Regions from separate parts of the Homo sapiens genome. Here regions 2 and 3 are each linked to region 1. Evidence: read pairs that join two places in POLR2A ChIA-PET (ENCODE). Cell type or tissue: OCI-LY7. All regions are shown on one strand. Links, peaks and the distances in the headings refer to the core of each region. The heading gives the core; the rest is flanking DNA.

Region 1 (6,706 bases), core at 946-5,945:
AGTGTAGTGCCCACCATGCTAGTCTTTCTCTTGCTGACTACGCGGAAGCAAGTAGCCATGTTGGGCAGTCCTAAATGGCAAAGAACTGGGGGTGTCCTCTGCGAGCTGAGGGTGGTCTCTGGCCAACAATCAACAAAAATCTGAAGCTCTCAGTCCCATAACTACAAGGAACTGGATGCTGCCAACAATTGTGTAAGTGGAGAAGTAGATCCTGGAGACTTTCCCTGGTCATAGGACTATTTCTGGCTTGTTCCCAGAGCACGGCAGAAGTGCAAGGGAGTTCATGTCCCCAGGAGCAACTTTTCACCAATGAGTAATAGGAATTGGTGGATGAATAACCCAGCTTCTTCAATCCTTGTTGGGACAAATCTGAGATGTGCAGTAAAGGCCCAGGACAAATAGCTCAAAGGAACAGAAGGGAGAGAGTCAGAAGCAGATGCATACTTGAAGGAACACTTGATTATGACAAAGGTGGCACTGAAGCATAGTAGGAAAAGAGTGGTCATTTACATCAATGATGTTAAGTTAATAAGACAGTCAAACGGGAAAAAGCAAAACTTGACCTCTACCTCACTCCATATACAAAAATCAATTCCAGGTGGATTGTAGATCTAAATCTGAAAGGTAAAATAATGAAGATTCTAGACAATAACATAAGAGAATAATTTATTATTTTTTAAAATGTATTTTTACTATGCAGCCATAAAAAATGATGAGTTCATGTCCTTTGTAGGGACATGGATGAAATTGGAAATCATCATTCTCAGTAAACTATCGCAAGAACAAAAAACCAAACACCGCATATTCTCACTCATAGGTGGGAATTGAACAATGAGATCACATGGACACAGGAAGGGGAACATCACACTCTGGGGACTGTTGTGGGGTCGGGGGAGGGGGGAGGGATAGCACTGGGAGATATACCTAATGCTAGATGACGAGTTAGTGGGTGCAGTGCACCAGCATGGCACATGTATACATATGTAACTAACCTGCACAATGTGCACATGTACCCTAAAACTTAAAGTATAATAATAAAATAAAATAAAATAAAATAAAATAATATTATTTTTAATAGATGTATCTTTTTAGAGACAGGGTCTCACCCTATCACCCAGGCTGTAATACAGTGGCATGATCATAGCTTACTGCATCTCTGAATTCCTGGGCTCAAGCGATCCTCCTGCCTCAGCCTCCTGAGTAGCTAGGACTATAGGTGCATACCACCAAGCTCAGCTAATTAAACAAATTTTTTTTTTTGTAGAGATGAGGGTCTCAGTATGTTGCCCAGGCTGGTCTTGAACTCCTGGCCTCAAGCAATCCTCCCACCTTGGCCTCCCAAAATGCTGGGATTACAGGCATGAGCCACTGAGCCAGGCCATAAGAGAATAATTTTACATCCTTAGGAGCAGGCAAAGATTTCTTAATCAGGAATTGGAAAGCACTAAATATAAAGCATACACTGTGATAAAACAGTTTCACTCTGAGATACATACCTGAGAGAAATGAGTCCATTTGGTCACCAAAAGACATGCACAAAAATGTGTTAGCAAGATAATTTGTAATAGTTAAAAATAGTAACAGCTTACATGCTCATCAGTGGTAGAATGGATAGACTAAGGTATGTCCAGTCACACGGTGGAACATTATTTGGTCCAGAAAATCAACAAACAGCTGCCTCACACAACACCGATGACTCTCATGAGTCCCATATTGAGCAAAAGAAGCCCTTGGGGGAAGGGATGCAGAATGAAACATGAACTTCAGCTTTATCTAAGGTGTTGTCATTTTGTAGAAACTTATATATGAAACAAAAGTGGAAAATGGCCAACATTTATTAAGCCTGGATAATGAGAACACAGGGGCTATAACATTAGTCTTTGTACTTTTGGGGGTATTTTAAAAATATGCAGCCTCCTCCAAAGACAGAAACAAGCTAAAGCATGATACATGAGCAGAAGTAGTAAGGATGTCCCCAACAAAGTCCAATTTTCTTCTCTACTAAAGCCCCTATGTTTTATACCACACAGTTAAGTATCCAGTTACTGATTATCTTGCTTCACTGGTGTCTTAATTCTGGCTGCCATACAGAATACCATAGACTGGGTGGCTTGAACAACAGAAACTTATTTCTCACAGTTTTAGAGGCTGGGAAGTTCAAGACCAAAGTGCCAGTAAGGCAGGTTTCATGCTGAGGCCTCTTCTCTTAACTTGCAGGCAGCCTCCTTCTCATTGTGTGTTCACGTGACCTCTTTGTGTGCTCACATGTGGAGAGAGAGAGACAGGGAACAAGCTTTGATTTCTCTTCTTTTTTTGTTTTGTGTTGTTTTGTTTTTGAGATGGAGTTTCTCTCTTGTTGCCTAGGCTGGAGTGCAATGGCATGATCTCGGCTCACTGCAACCTCAGCCTCCGGGTTCAAGAGATTCTCCTGCCTCAGCCTCCCAAGCAGCTGGGATTACAGGCGCCTGCCCGCCACCACGTCCAGCTAATTTTTTTGTATTTTTAGTAGAGACGGGGTTTCACCATGTTGGCCAGGCTGGTCTCAAACTCCTGACCTCAGGTGATCCGCCCGCCTCAGCCTCCAAAGTGCTGGGATTACAGGCGTGAGCCACTGCACTCGGCCTGATTTCTCTTCTTACGAGGGCCCTAATGCCCTACAAGGGCCCACCCTCATGACCCCATCTAGCCCTAATTACCTCCCAAAGGCCCCATCTTCAAATGCTATCAAACTGGGAGTCAAGGCTTCAACATGGGAATTTGCTGGGGGGACACATTCAATCCATAACAACTGGCTAATTGCTTCATGCATATTATTCTTGCTACCCAAACTACACTATAAATGCAGATCACAGACTGAGTAACAGTTCTCCAGTATTTCCTCTGTTTCTTGAGTGATTTATGGATTGATTGTCAGAAGTAAATTTGGTAATCTCAGACAAGACATGTAACACTGCCTGCCTCATTTTGCCCATTCGCGTAAATTCTTTTCTGTGTACTTTAATATGCATTCCTTATTTCCCTAAGGTTTTGCTATAATAGGCCTCAATAAATATTTATTGAACAAATAAATGAATTTTAGGGGAGATCCATATACAGAGTCACATATTTTCCCCATCTGGCAGATGCAAGGAATTTTAAGCTGCATTTCTTCTATTGGCTGTTGAACCTGGCAAAATGCCAACATCTCCATAGAAGTAACACTTTAAAATGTTATTAGCCATATACACTTTGGTGTGAACAAAGAAACCGAAGCTAATTCCTGATAGAAGCCATTTTGAGCTCTAGAAGTCTAAGGAAGGACAATAGTGAGGGACTAGAAGGGGAGGCTTGAAGACACCAAAGAAAAATAATAGCTCCTTTGCAATTTTGCCTAAAGCTCTAGAATATTGGTAAGCAAAATAATAACAATGAGATATCCTCTTGCTGTTTGTATTATTTCATGGCATTGATCTGAAAAACAGTCAATTATCACTAAAGCTCTTTCTACCTCCTTACTCCTGATTCCCTCAAAACATTTATCCTGTGCCTATGTGATGTACTATAAAAGTGCCTGGCCCCATTCCCCTCCACATTCAGCCTTTTGAGGGCCAGGGCTACGATCCTCCAGGCAGAAAGGAGGTAGAGCCAGAGAGCCCTTGAGGCTACAAGCTGAGCCTCTGCTGAATCCCTGGAGAAACTTGCCCTGGGGGTGGTGGCAATAACGTAGGCATCTGTCAGGCCCTTGCCATCTCCACCCACAGCAATCCCTGGCAGCAGCACAGGCCTAACTGTGGGGCCCCGGGTTGGGCAATGTGTGGATAATGCAGGACTGCCAAGGGCCTGGAGAGGTAAGGGCCTCTCTTAATGCAAGTGGCTTCACTAGTTTGGACGAGAAACACAAAATCACAGGATTCCCATGTCTGGTATATATTTGAGAAACTCGCTTATAAAAAAGATGCCCCCAGAGGACATGAACAGACATTTTACCAAAGAAGACATACATGCTACCAACAAGTATATGAAAAAAAGCTCAACATCATTGTCATTAGAGAAATGCAAATCAAAACCACAATGAGATACTATCTCACACCTGTTGGAATGTTAGGTTTTTATTAAAAAGTCAAAGAATAACATGCTGGCAAGGTTGCAGAGAAAAGCAAATGCTTATACATTGTTGGTGGGAGTGTAAATTGGTTCAGCCATTGTGGAAAGCAGTGTGGTCATTCATCAAAGAGCTAAAAACAGAACTACCATTCAACCCAGCAGTCCCATTCATTACTGGGTGTATACCGAAAGGAATATAAATCATTCTGCCATAAAGACATACTCACTCAAAAGTTTGTTGCAGCACTATTTATAATAGCTAAGACATAGAATCAACCTAAATGTCCATCAGTGACAGATTGGATAAAGAAAATGTGGTGCATATACACACGGCATGGAATACTATGAAGCTACAAAAAAAGAATGAGATCAGGTCTTTTGAAGGAACATGGATGGAGCTGGAGGTCATTATCCTTAGCAAACTAATGCAGGAACAGAAAACCAAATACCACATATTCTCACTTATAAATGGGAGCTAAATGATGAAAACACATGCACACGTAGAGGGGAACAACACACACTGGGGCTTATTTGAGGGTAGAACATGGAAGGAGGGAAAGGATCAGAAAAGATAACTATTGGGTACTAGGCTCCATACTTGGGTGACGAAACAACCAGTAGCGCAAACCCTCGTGACACGAGTTTACGTATGTAACAAGCCTGCATGTGTACCCTCCAACCTAAAATAAAAGTAAAAATAAAAATAAACAAGATGTCCCCAAGGACATGGATTCTATGGCTCTCCTCACACTTTAAAGGATTCAGGAATTATAAATACCAGTTACCCTCTCGGTTAATCAAGAGATTATTCATATTCCGACCTCAAATTGTTTAAGCTGAATCTAATCACGAGGAATGAGGAAACAACCAGGCAAATTGAATTGGAAGTTGGAAATTGAAGGATGTTCTACAAACCAACCAGCCTGCCCACCCCAGCTAGTCATGGTCAGGGGATGGGACCATGATAATTGACTTAGAAGTTGGAAATTATCTTGAGCTGTGGCCAGGTCACCTTCCCCTTAGCTGGAGAGAGCTGGACCCCTAAACAGCACTGAGGTCCTGTTTGGCAGGGAGAAGGGCCTGCCACCAGAACAGTCAGCAACAGAAGGGCTGGGTCCAAGTCTGAATATTGACATATTTGAGCAGGTGGAGAAGGAGGGAGGAAGTTAGGGGAAGCTTTGTAAACAAGAATGCAAAGTAGCATGCAAGAATAGAAATGCATTCTACTGGGTGTGCATTCTTTACGTCATGAAGGACACAATCTAACAGAATGCAAAAATAGAAGCAAGTACAGGTAGAGCATGGTGGCTCACGCCTACAATCCCAGCACTTTGGGAAGCCGAGGTGGGAGGATGGCTTGAAAGTTCGAGACCAGCCTGGGCAACAAAGTGAGAGTCCGTCTCTACACAAAAGCAAAAAGTTAGCCAGATGTGATGGCATATGCCTTTGGACCTGTGGTCCCAGCTACATAAGAGACTGAGGCAGAAGGATCACTTGAGCCCAGAAGTTTGAGACCAGCCTGTGCAACAGAGTGAGGGCCCATCTCAAAAAAAAAAAAAAAGAAGGAAAGAAGGAGGGAAGGAAGGGAGAGAGAGAAAGAAAAAGAGAGAGAAAGAAAGAAAGAAAATAAAGAAAGAAAAGAAAAGGAAAGAAAAGAAAAGAAAAGGTAAGTATAGTGCCTGGTGTCCAGTGGAACCAGCGAGATGATGGGCTGGACTAGAACTTATGACAGAAGTTCACAGGTGTGGAGGATAAATGGGAAAGACAGCTATGAAAAGCCTTGATGAGCAAGGAGAGTTCTTCTAATTGAACCCAAGGATACAGGACAGCCACCGTGGGTCCCTTGGCAGTGGCTTGGTGAGTAGAGACCATTATTTTAAGAAACGCCAGTCTGAAATGAGCCAGCAATTTAAATATTTTTAAAAGTTCAAATACTGTTTTAATTTTATTCCTTTTCTCTGCAAGCCCGGGGCACAGAACCTGGAGATGTAGCCGTTTCTCTTTAAAAGTGTTGCTGCCAAGTGAAGCAGGCCTGCCAGAGAATGCGACCTGCAGTATAGAAGAAACTAGCACATGCATTCTAGATTATTCCAGTGGAATGTAGCATCTACTTGAATTTTGCTAAAGCAATGCCAAGTTTTTTCTCTTTCAGTGAGTTTGAGTTCCTATGGGCTAGAGAAATCGTTTTTCAACTCCTAAGCATTATAGCATCACCGTGGAACCAGCAGGAATTAAGCTTCACCTCTCCCATTCCTCTCACTTTTTAAACTGTTTTACCACAATTTACCTCCCTCAGGACACTTTGCCCTCTGAGCAACCCAGAGATGCTAAGCCCAAGTCCACGTAGAGCTGCCCTGTGCCTTTTCTCACGACTGCAGGGCACAAGCCACCCCACTTCTCAGCCTTGGCTCATGGCTCATTAGCCACCAGGACTTAGTTTAGGGCCAAATTCAGCTCACATTGCAACCTTCTGGCTGCCAGGGCAGAAACAAAGTTTGAAGGTTGTTCTGTCCAAACAATTTGCTCCACAGAGCAGATTAATTTCTTACTGGCAAAATCCATACAGTTAATAATTATCTAGACTGGGGGAAAAGTACCAGTAAATCGATTGCCACATAAAATA
Region 2 (6,706 bases), core at 912-5,911, 61 kb before region 1:
CAACATTGGGGATTACAATTCAACATGAGATTTGTGTGGGGAGACAGATCCAAACCATATCCGTACACTTGCATGCACTCTCACCACACACACACAAACACAACACACTTAGTAGTTTTTTTTAACTTTTATTTTGAAAAATTTTAAACCCACAGAAAAGCTGAAAAAGTGGTATAATGAATGCTGATATGCCCTTCACCTGGATGTAATCTTGTTAACATTATATTTGCTTTGCCCTTCTCTTCCTCTTTCTACACACCCACACTCACCACACAAACAACTTTGTTTTTACCTGAATCATTTGAAAGTTTCAGATGTCATGACACTTCACCCCTAAATTCTTTTGTACAAATCTTATAAGGATAAATTTTCCTACAGAACCACAATTCCATTGTCATACCTAAGAAAACTAACATGATTGAAGAATAATTTAAATATGGTTTATATTCAAATTTTCTCAGTTCTACCAAAAGTGTCTTTTATAAGTTGTCTTTCCTCCTGATATATTACATTGGTTTATGGTATCTTTTTAAAATCTAGAACAATCACCCCACCTCTCTTTTTTCTTTAAAACCACATCAGGCTATGCTATAATTTTTGTTTCAATCATCAAACATAATGTAGAAAACTTAAGAGGAAAAGGAAAGTCTATTACATTTACCTATACTTTTGCTTACTGTGTTCATTCTTCCTTCCTGAAGTACCAAGATTCTTTATTTTGTCACTTCTGTTTAGAGAAATTTCTTTAGCCTTTCTTTTAGGGTAGGTCTGCTGATGAAAAATTATCATAGCTTTCCTTTTGAGAATGTGTTGATTTCCCTTTGATTTTTAAAGGTTATTTTTGCTGGATGTAGAACTCTGGTTCAACAGTTCTTATCTTTAGCACTTAAAAAATGTTAAGAGCCCAGTCCACTTGTGCTGTAAGATGTCCCATCCATAATCAGGATTTGTCAGATTGCTTCCTCATGATTGGGTTGAGTTAAACATTTTTGGTAGAAGTACTACATAATCTTCATGTCAGGAAACAGTTAATATCAGTTTGTCTCACTTTTGGAAACCAAGTTGATCACTTCGCTAAGGAAGTAACTGCTAGATGTTTCCTTATAAAAAGGTACATTTTTCCTTTTATCATTTTTTTAAGCAATTTCTGGAGTAATATTTTGAGACCATGTGAATATCCTATTTTCCAATTATCTTGAACCCAGTTTTAGCATTCATTGATCATCCTTGAAATATTAGCTAGAGAATTACAAAATTCTGGCTTTACTAAATCTGTCATTCCTTCTACATTTATTAGCTAGCAGTATTCTCTAAAGAAGAGCCTTCCTTTTTTTCTTTAATTCAATGTATTATAAGCAATTACTGTCAGTATTGTTTTTGATGGTCAAATTGCCTTAAATTTGGCCAATAAGAGCCCCTTCAAGTTATATGTATCCTTTAAAACTGTCCCCATTTTAATTTTTGAAAACTTGTTTTATTGTATAACAAGATGGTCTGGGATTTTGTACTTTCTCTGCCCAAACCTGGAATTAAAACTACCCTGAGCTAATTTCTCATCTAATGGATTGCCAAAAATTCAAAAACTGAACAACACACTCTGTCTGCAAGGCTATAGGTGGAAGTTCAAAATGGTACAACTTCTTTGCAGGGGAATTTTGCAATATCTAATTACATATGCATTTGTCGTTTGATGAAGCAATCTCCTCCTCATCTAAGAAGATTTCAAGAATACCAAAAAAATACATACACAAAGTAATTCTCTGGGGCATTGTATAAAATAGCTAAATATTGAAAACAATCTAAATACCCAACCACAGAAGACTGGTTTACTCAATTATGGTAAAACCAAGTAATGGAGTACTATACAGCAATAAGAAATGAATGAAGAAGGTTTCTGTGAACTGATACAGAATGATTTCCAAGATATATTGTTAAGTAAACAAAACATAGTACAAAAGCATTATATAGCATAATATTTTTGGTTGTTTTTTAAACCTTATCCTGTATTGTACTTATTAGCACTGGAAAGTGGAAGAGGTCTCTGCTAATTAGGGTGGAGAATTAATCACCTACTGGGTTTCCTTCTTTTCCCAGGATTGCCAGCAGTGAGTATCCCTGTTGCACTCTCAAACCAAGGGTTGCCAATAGGACTGCAGTTTATTGGACGTGCGTTTTGTGACCAGCAGCTTCTTACAGTAGCCAAATGGTTTGAAAAACAAGTACAGTTTCCTGTTATTCAACTTCAAGAACTCATGGATGATTGTTCAGCAGTCCTTGAAAATGAAAAGTTAGCCTCTGTCTCTCTAAAACAGTAAACATATCTTACAAATTAAAATGACTTTTAGGCTGGGTGCAGTGGCTCACACCTGTAATCCCAGCACTTTGGGAGGCCAAGGCGAGCGGATCATGAGGTCAGAAGATCTAGAACAGCCTGGTCAACATGGTGAAACCCCGTCTCTACTAAAAATACAAAAATTAGCCAGGCTTAGTGGCGGGCATCTGTAGTCCCAGCTACTCAGGAGGCTGAGGCAGGAGAATCACTTGAACCCTGGAGGTGGAGGTTGCAGTGAGCCGAGATCATGCCACTGCACTGCACTCCAGCCTGGGTGACAAAGCAAGACTGTGTCTCAAAATAAATAAATAAAATAAAATAAAATGACGTACAGAGATTCTATATTCTAGAGAGTCAAATGGTCTTGCTCAATTCTTGTAATTAGGTTCTTGTTAATACAGTCATTCCATGGAATTACTTTTTAAAATTCCTGTGACAATTAATAATAAATAACGTGTCAGCATTTAGTAAGCATCCACTAAGTGTACAATACTTCTACAATAACACAAGATACCTGTTCCTCAAAGACAATGCATTCTGCCATAATGTTCATTAAAGAGTTTACAGTAAAAATAAGATTAGGGATAAACTTCTCAAAAATTGTACATCTGTGTAACTAAAGCACTAACAAAAACATGAATAGTCCTTCTAGAGGTAACTTGGATAGCCTAGGCAGGCAACTTATCATGTGGTGAAGGCCGCCTCAGGGGTTGTTAAAAATGCACAGAAACAATTGAGTGCGATTATTGGCTTCTGAGCGCTGAGCAGAGCAGGTGGAAGAGGAACTTTGAGCACAGGAGGAAATGCAACCAGTCAGGGCCCAGAATCATGCAAATCTCAGGGGTATGCCTCTCTGGGGAGGAGCTCCACTTGCAGGGACTCCTTTTATTTCCCTAAGAAAGAGCTGAAATGACTGAGAACTTTCCTTTCCTCCTTAGAGTTACAATTTTACTTCTGCTATTCCGGAGCCCATGCCTAGAAGCCAGAACAACTCCATGTTACACTGAGTTCATGCTCCTATTTACTGATCACAAATGAGCTCATTAATGTCATCGAAACATTTATTGTAACCTAACAGACCATCACAGATTGGAAACTTGGTAGATAGCAGAGCATGGTATTAGTGAAAAAGGTTCAAAATACACAAGTAACATACACTCTGAAAAACATGCAGATAATTTGCTGATGAAGCAGAAGAGGGGATGCGCATGGCAAGAACTTGCCTTACCCCAGATTCTCTATATCTCATGGTTTCCTTTTCCTCTTGACTGTCTTTACGAGTGTTTTTTATTTGGGACCCTCGAGCCCAGAGATATTAATGGATATCTGTATTCAATATTTGACAAAATCTAATGGAAACCATCCATTTACTCATGATAAGGCTTCATCACTGGATTTCTGTGTCTTCACTAGAACACCATTGTCATCTCATATTGATCAGGTATTTTAATCTAGCACTTACATATTGTTGATAAATGAAAGCTGAATTGTTACTTAATAAATTCACTTTGTTTAGTAAAAAAAAATTGTTTTCTAAATATGACGTTCATGAAGAGAAAATAATGAGTCAGAATCATCTGCAGAACCACTGGAATGTTTCATCGTCACCTGTTAGTTTTCATAAACAGTTTTCTGTCCTCTCTGAGATCCTCCCGCTCCCAAATACTCAACCTGATTAACTTCACATAAAAGTCTTATGTGCCAGGCTTAGTAATATTCCTATAGATTTTGACTCTGAATCCCTGAAAGAGGAAGAAATCCATGAGAGAAAATTGCATTACTTTATAGCAAGAGGAAACCGTTTTAAGTTTTTTAATTGCTCAGACACCACAACATCCTAGATGGAGGAAACCATTTTAGTTGAAGGAGCAAATATGATGTCAAAAGCAAGTAAATAAACAAACCGTTGCCCCAATCTGTTTTTATGTAATGAATTTAAAAAAAAAGAGAGAGAGAGAGAGATGGGCTCTCCCTGTGTTGCCCAGGCTAGTCTCAAACTCCTGGGCTCAAGTGATCTGCCTCCCTCAGCCTCCCAAAGTGCTGAGATTAAAGACGTGAGCCACCACACCTGGCCGAAATAATAATATTCAATATTATATATTCAATGATATTATTCAGTATTCAATATTATTTCAAATAATATTAAATCTCTTGTTCCTGTATCTCTACATGAGCTGCACTAATAATTTGAATCTGGAAATTAAAAAGTGAAACATTTACCGTTCTCATATACTGATACCCAACTACCATGAAATGATACCTAATTTGTTTTTCTTTTCTCTTCATTTTTACTCTTAATCTAGTAGGTCTCATTTTGCCAAGTCACTGTCTGGGAATTTAAGTGGCAAATACTTTCTTTGTCTCAGCTAATTAAACTCTAAAATTATTAGCAACAGAACTTCCAGAACAGAGTGTTTTTGAAAGGTGAAGATGTCTACACGTGTAAGATGAGTTCCTTGATAACACCTGAAAGACCCAAACCAAAGCAAAAGTTTGAACACGTGTCAGAGTGAAAAAATGATGTGATCATAAAACATGGTGCTCTGCCACCACAGAGAGCCAAAGGAGCAAGCGGGAAAACCACTGTTCCACGCTGGCCCACACTTAGCGTTACCAAAAAAAGCACCTGAAACCCAGGAGGCAGAATGTTCCCTTTGAGTGGCTGACACCGGGTCCTCTGTGATGACATCAGACTGGGCTGTTTAAAATTAAAGATGGCATGGTATAGAAGAGGAGCTTGCAAAATGACAAAAAAAAGTGCTTATTCCTATTAGGAAATAGCTGCACCTCCTAATGTAAATAAGTAACTTTAGGATTTTAAACAGAATCTGAAGGATAGTGAAAAGAAATAAGCAGGTACTAATAAGTAGACCTCGGGATTCAGCAAGCCGTGTGCCATACCTTATTTGATTCAAAGCAGGGGAGTAGGCCAGGCGCGGTGGCTCACGCCTGTAATCCCAGCACTTACGGAGGCCGAGGCGGGCGGATCACGAGGTCAGGAAATCGAGACCATCCTGGCTAACATGGTGAAACCCCATCTCTACTAAAAATACAAAAAATTAGCCAGGCGCGGTGGCAGGCGCCTGTAGTCTCAGCTACTCAGGAGGTTGAGGCAGGATAATGGCATGAACCTGGGAGGCAGAGCTTGCAGTGAGCCGAGAGTGCACCACTGCACTCCAGCCTGGGCGACAGAGTGAGACTCCATCTCAAAAAATTAAAAAATAAATAATAAATAAAAAGCAGGGGAGTAAAATAATGGAACTTTAAAAATATCTCTTATTATAAATTTTCATTCATTAACTACTTTTAATCCCCCTCCCTTTTATTATTATTATTTTTTTTTTTTTTTTTTTTTGAGACAGGGTCTTGCCCTCACCCTGGCTGGAGTACAGTGGCACAGTCCTGCTCACTGCAGCCTTGACCTCCTGGGTCCAGGCAATCCTCCCACCTCAGTCTCCCAAGTGTGGCACCACCAGGCCCAGCTAATTTTTTTAATTTTTTGTAGAGTCAGGGTCCTGCCATGTTGCCCAGGCTGGTCCTGAACTCCTGGGCGCAAGCCATCTGCCCACCTTGGCCTCTCGAAGTGCTGGGATGACAGGAGTGAGCCACCGTGCCCAGTCCCCCTCCCTTTCTTCAAACATCTGGTTATCTGTACCAAGGCACAAGCCTAGGAAAAGACATATCCGTTGTGTTTAGAAGGACCCAGAGGAAGTTTAAAATAGAAGGCTTTCCTCAGTTATTTAATAACTTAAGCAATGTGTACACTAGAACATAAACCTGAAAATTTAATAAAGGCAAATAACACGAAAAAAAAACCAAAGGCAACATTAAGTAAAAGTAATTACTACAGGATTTCGGAGGAGCTTTTTTATTTATTTTTCTTTGTACCTCAATAGAATATAAACCCAAAAATATTTTAGGCAGTTTATTAAAAATATATTATTACAATTGTATAAAAGTAAATAGTTGAGGAAATCCATGAAGTGATAATAAAAGTGAGGAAGAAGAATAAAACCAGAAATAGATTAAAAACAAAAAATGCTTGTCAGGGTATCTATATAGATGCTTAATATTGGGTAGTATATGATATGGTGGGAAATTAGCTTTCCTAGTGGGGTAAGGCCACCAGATTTAAAAATCAGACAACCCTGAATTGAATCTTGTTGCTGCCATTTCCGAGCCGCGTAACTTGTCTTGAGTTTCAGTATCCTGACCTGTAAAATAGGGATAATATCCACTCCTTGGGGTAGTCGGAGGGATTAAATTTAAGTGACACACTGAAAGCACATAGCATGATACCTGACAGAATAAGCACGCAATATTTTGTAGCTATAAATAAATGCATGCAATCATGAATTTCAGTCATTTTCTTAT
Region 3 (5,000 bases), core at 1-5,000, 110 kb before region 1:
TTCAGAATTTCAACCAGGGGTACTGGGAATGTATCCCCCCAAATGGGATAGGCAGTGGGAACCATCCCAAATCACTGGTTCCTTCAATCTTATACAGAAGCAGATAGAGGGAAAAATGCTTGTGATGGGCAGGGCATGGTGGCTCACGCCTGTAATCCCAGGACTTTGGGAGGCCAAGGCAGGTGGATCACCTGAGGTCAGGTGTTCGAGACCAGCCTGGCCAACATGGTGAAACCCCATCTCTACTAAAAATATAAAAATTAGCCAGGCATGGTGGCGGGCACCTATAATCCCAGCTACTCGGGAGGCTGATGCAGGAGAATCGTTTGAACCTGGGAGGTGGAGGTTGCAGTGAACCGAGATTACACCACTGCACACCAACCTGGGCGACAGAGCAAGACTCCGTCAAAAAAAAAAAAAAAAAAAAAAAAAAAAGCTTGTGATGGGTGACAATAGGGCATAAGACAGAGAGAAGTAGTGAGGTCAGAGGATTTACCATGGAGCCAATGAAGCCGAAGCCCTTCACTTACACAAGGCCCAGAGAGGAACCCTAGCAATATTTTGCATAGACATGTTAGATACGAGTTCTAAATTTCTTTTCAAATAATTAATATGTCAGTATGTTCAATTCTTTGCCTTCTACTTTTAAACTTCCTCATAAAGCAACCTTTTACAATTACCTGCTCCACCCTGACTCATTCCAATCACCTGCTCTACCCTAACTCATTCCATCACCTGCTCCACCATAACTCATTCCGATTACCTGCTACCTGCTCTGCCCTGACTCCCGCCAAAGCACTCACCCCATCATTCTCTTTAAATTAGCCAATCAGAATTAGTTTAGTCTGTGTGGGCTAACCCTAGCCAATAGGGGAATGACAGAGTAGCAGGGGCCACGTGCATCAGGGATAAGAACCCCTTCCCCTCCCTTGTCCAAACATGCGCTCGCCATTGTTCCATCTGTAAGGGCGCACCCTTCTATATAGAAGTAACTGGCCTTGCTGAGAATTAAAAAGAAAATTTTATATTCAAGTGCTATTTCTTTTGTGGCGCCGAAACTTTATATGTAACAGACATGTTTTTGTAAAATTTGTAAAAGATATGCTAACCACAATCAGTTAAGATTGGTCTTTTTTCACTCTTACTCATCAGTCTTGCTTTTTTCTCAGGTGATACTAGATCTAGCTAAAGGGAAGTTGATTGGAAATATACTTGTTTGGGGTTTAGTGGAAAATACTGATGTGGTTCGTAGTCACTTCTGTGTAAAGTTAAGTTATCCCTAGCTGTCCTAGTTTAAGAAATGCCTTCCAGGAATTTCTTCCTACCTCTCATTAAGTCAACTCACCTAAGCCACATGACATTTTCTTAAAGCTGTGTATCACTGCACCCAGCACAGGGTCATGTGAGTAGTGAAGGAGAAAGAAAGTTAAACAAGGTTTGAAATGTACAAAGCCAGAAGCTAGTCTGTGGAAAATTCCTCCAATTAAAAAAATGTAAGAATTTACAAGACAACACTATATGGAAGAGGTTAACAACAAACTAATCAGGATTGTTCATTAAAATACAACAGTATTTTAGGCTTATTCACTACACAAGAAAACGTGAAATGCCTTGAAATCTGTAAACCAAAAATAAAATTCTAAGGCCCCAGCCATCTGAATGGACTCCTCTTCTTGGCCAAGGACATTCCAGAGTTCCCTGAAAATCTAGTTCTGCTCATGATGAGAGAGGAGGTTGCAGGCCTCATTATACCCCTGCAGCATTAACATCAACACAGAACTTGAATCTGATAGGAAACATTTACAGTCTATTCTCTCTAAAGCTGGCTACTTGGAGGCTTCATCTGCATGACAAAACCTAGGTCTCTACAACCCCTTATCTTAACCCAGACATTCCATTTCACTTATAATAAATCTTTCAACCAACTGCCAATCGGAAAATTTTTAAATCTACCTATCACTTGGAAGCCCACCCCTCTTCAAGAGGTCTCACCCTTCAAGATCAGACCAATGTAAATCTTATGTGTATTGATGGATGTATTGTCTTCCAAAAATATATAAAAGCAAGTTGCACCCTGACCACCTTGGGTGCATGTCATCCGGAGGCTGTGTCACAGGCGTGTCCTTAACCTTGCCAAAATAAACTTTCTAAATTGACTGAGACCTGTCTCAGATATTTTGGGTTCACAAATCTTATAGCTGGCATATAAAAGGAACTTGGAAGACATTGTTCCAAATTTGGCAACAATCTTATATTTTACATGACACGAACAATAATGAGTAGTGCTGAGGAAGGTGAAAGAGCAGGGTTTATGAACAATGTCAGGTTTTGACTTAGGGTAAACCACAATTAACTGACATTAGGATTACAGAGGAAGAGTTGGGGTGGTAGTTGGTAAGTGTTGTTTTGCTCAAGTTGAGTTTGAGATATAAAGAGAACATCTGACTGGAACTCAGTAAGAGGACAGAGTTAGAAATACAGATCTGTAAGTTACCAAACTATAAGTAGAAGCTGGGAGTAGATGAGATAACCCTGGGAAACAAAAAGGAAGAATAGAGTGGAATACTGGGAAAACAGCACATTTAAAGGGCTGGAGGAAGAAGTGGGGGCTTCTAAAAATGACAAGAAATGGTCAACAACAAAAAAAGAAAACTTAAAAGTCTTAATGTCCCTGAAACCATACGAAAAGTAAGTATTTAGGAAGTGTTCAACAATGCCAGCTACTTCAGAGAGATCAAATTAAAATAAGAACTGAAAAATGTCTTTGGGCTTGGCAACTTAAGTCACTTAAGTTAGCTACGACCCCAGTGAGGGCAGATGCAATTGAAAGGCAAGGCTAGAAGCTAGATTACAGTCCATTGAAGAGTAAATGACTTGTAACCTCACGAGATAGTTAACCTAGTCACTTAGAAAGCTATTGTATAAAACACAAATTTCCAGGAGTGAGGTTTCTGCTATTCTTTCAAGTGCCCACAGCCCCCACCCCCCCACCCAGGACTCCCTGGAAAATAGACCTGAAGCAAAGGAAGATTCATTTCCATCACACTGACCAAGCCAGAGCCTCCACTCTCACTCTCCTTGCCTCCTCAACCCCATACTTTGTTTATGCAAGAAAACAGCTGGGGTTTCTTTCTACTTCCCCTTACCCCCCTAACAATACAACCCAGTCAGGTGCAAATGAAAACTTAAAGTCCAAAAGGGTAATGGGCTTGGGGAGTGGGAAGAAACAGGTGGTGGTGGGGTGAAGAAAAGGCCTTAGAATGCATTTGAAAGAAGAAGGCTGTCATTTTAATTTTAATATAAGCATATCGGTAGGGAATAAACCCAATGTTTTTAACTCTGGGCCTAATTCTATAATTCTATATCAGAATTAATCAGACACCTAATTTACACTTACATGACAAAATTTTACTGCCATAAAACCTAATATCAAAAAAAAAGTATTCCTAAATTCACTTCATTGAGTTGCAAGTATACACAATTTAAAAGTGAAATTTATTTTGTGGAGGAGGAATAGTTCAATTCCTAACTCTGTTGCCCAGGATGGAGTGCAGTGGCATGATCTCAGCTCACTGTAACCTCCGCCTCCCGTGTTCAAGCAATCCTCCTGCCTCAGCCTCCCGAGTAGCTGGGACTACAGGCACGCAACACTACACCTAACACCTTTTAATACTTCTGTCAAACAGAATGAAGTACAACTTTCCCGGCAAGACATGAATTTCAGGCAGAGCATGAAATATTCAAGTGCACCAATGACACTACCAATAAATAAAACCATCAAATCTTAACATATTCAAAAAATATCCGGTTGTAACAACTTTTTAAAAAAATTTCTACTTATCTTGAGAGCCCTAAGTTATCTATGTGTTCCTACTGAACAAATCATGAAGAAACTATAGATGGGCTGATAAAAAGAAAATAATTTTCACTTGACATTTTCTTTTTCTTTTTTTTTGTTTTGAGATGGAGTCTTGCTCTGTCACCAGGCTGGAGTACCGTTGCGCAATCTCAGCTCACTACAACCTCCAACTCTGTGGTTCAAATGATCCTCCTGCCTCAGGCTCCCGAGTAGCTTGAACTACATGTGTGTGCCAACACGTCCAGCTAATTTTTGTATTTTTAGTAGCGACGGGGTTTCACCATGTTGGCCAGGATAGTCTCGATCTCCTGACCTCTTGATCCACCCACCTCGGCCTCCCAAAGTGCTGGGATTACAGGCATGAGCCGCCGCGCCTGGCCTCACTTGACATTTTCTAATGATATCAATGTGTGGACAAAATGACAGTATTATATGACATCAAGAATAAACTATTTCCTTGGTTCACTGATACTCAGCTGCTGCAGAAAAGTAACTACAGAACAAAGGGGGAAAAAGGTAAACATCATTGAACCCTTAGAAAGATTTGTCCTAATTTCAAATAAGCTGTTTGTTATAAAGAAATCCTATAAAATCTTCCAAGGTGCTGATAGGTGTTTTTGTCATTGTTAATTTTGTTTTTTTTTAATTAACTGATTAGAAAAAAAAGATGATTCATCTTTGATAACAAATACTGATGTGCTTTGTGCAGACTAAGGCATGCCTTAATGCCAATAGCTAATAGCTAACAGAAAAAGAACAGTTATTGCTTAGCATATTGAAGCCAAAATATGCTCCATCAATCACAATGAATAGTCAAATGGAAAATCCACTTTGGACACTGGAACTTCTGAGTTTAGGTACAATAAAATCTCATTATAGAATTTCTTCATTAAAAGTATTTTTACAGTATTTTAAGGTGCTCACATCTCTCATGTGACTCTCACAAATAAGCAGTTAAAAGAGGTAGGCCATTATTATAACCCATGTGTGGTAATTTCAGTAAACCGAAATTTCTGAGAGCAGCAAGTACCAAGTGCTATGGTCTGAATGTTTGTAATGTTTGTGTCCCACCAAAATTCGTATGTTGAAATCCTAACCCCCAGGGTGATGGTATTAGGAGGTGGGGTGATTAGGTCATGCA

The links. Peaks named below come from ENCODE experiments on the same cell type or tissue, not always from the same donor. Only the 100,000 strongest peaks of a DNase experiment are listed, where the experiment ranks them.
Region 2: POLR2A ChIA-PET joins it to region 1 with 5 read pairs; 3 of 35 experiments call an interaction of 5 or more read pairs at or near these places.
Region 3: POLR2A ChIA-PET joins it to region 1 with 5 read pairs; 2 of 35 experiments call an interaction of 5 or more read pairs at or near these places.

The regions. Positions count from the first base shown.
Region 1 is chr6:106,724,773-106,731,478 of GRCh38, forward strand. It overlaps LINC02532 (long intergenic non-protein coding RNA 2532), which reads right to left. Exons shown (of 7, transcript NR_033557.2): 5 at 570-617. Among named protein-coding and RNA genes, the nearest start is that of LINC02526, 33 kb to the left of the region's middle. In OCI-LY7, for the core only: a CTCF peak has its summit at 3,928; DNase peaks (open chromatin) are centred at 3,999 and 5,273; H3K4me3 peaks cover 655 bases; H3K27ac peaks cover 1,035 bases.
Region 2 is chr6:106,663,688-106,670,393 of GRCh38, forward strand. QRSL1 (glutaminyl-tRNA amidotransferase subunit QRSL1) reads left to right here. Exons shown (of 11, transcript NM_018292.5): 11 at 2,095-4,730. The coding sequence ends at 2,315. Among named protein-coding and RNA genes, the nearest start is that of LINC02526, 28 kb to the right of the region's middle. In OCI-LY7, for the core only: no CTCF peak of the experiment used is centred there; a DNase peak (open chromatin) is centred at 3,134; H3K4me3 peaks cover 861 bases; H3K27ac peaks cover 3,437 bases.
Region 3 is chr6:106,611,978-106,616,977 of GRCh38, forward strand. The region is part of intron 4 of RTN4IP1 (reticulon 4 interacting protein 1); the gene reads right to left. Among named protein-coding and RNA genes, the nearest start is that of RTN4IP1, 15 kb to the right of the region's middle. RefSeq lists enhancers at 1,442-1,949, 2,457-2,963 and a silencer at 1,617-1,911. In OCI-LY7, for the core only: no CTCF peak of the experiment used is centred there; DNase peaks (open chromatin) are centred at 2,804 and 3,134; H3K4me3 peaks cover 1,358 bases; H3K27ac peaks cover 3,859 bases.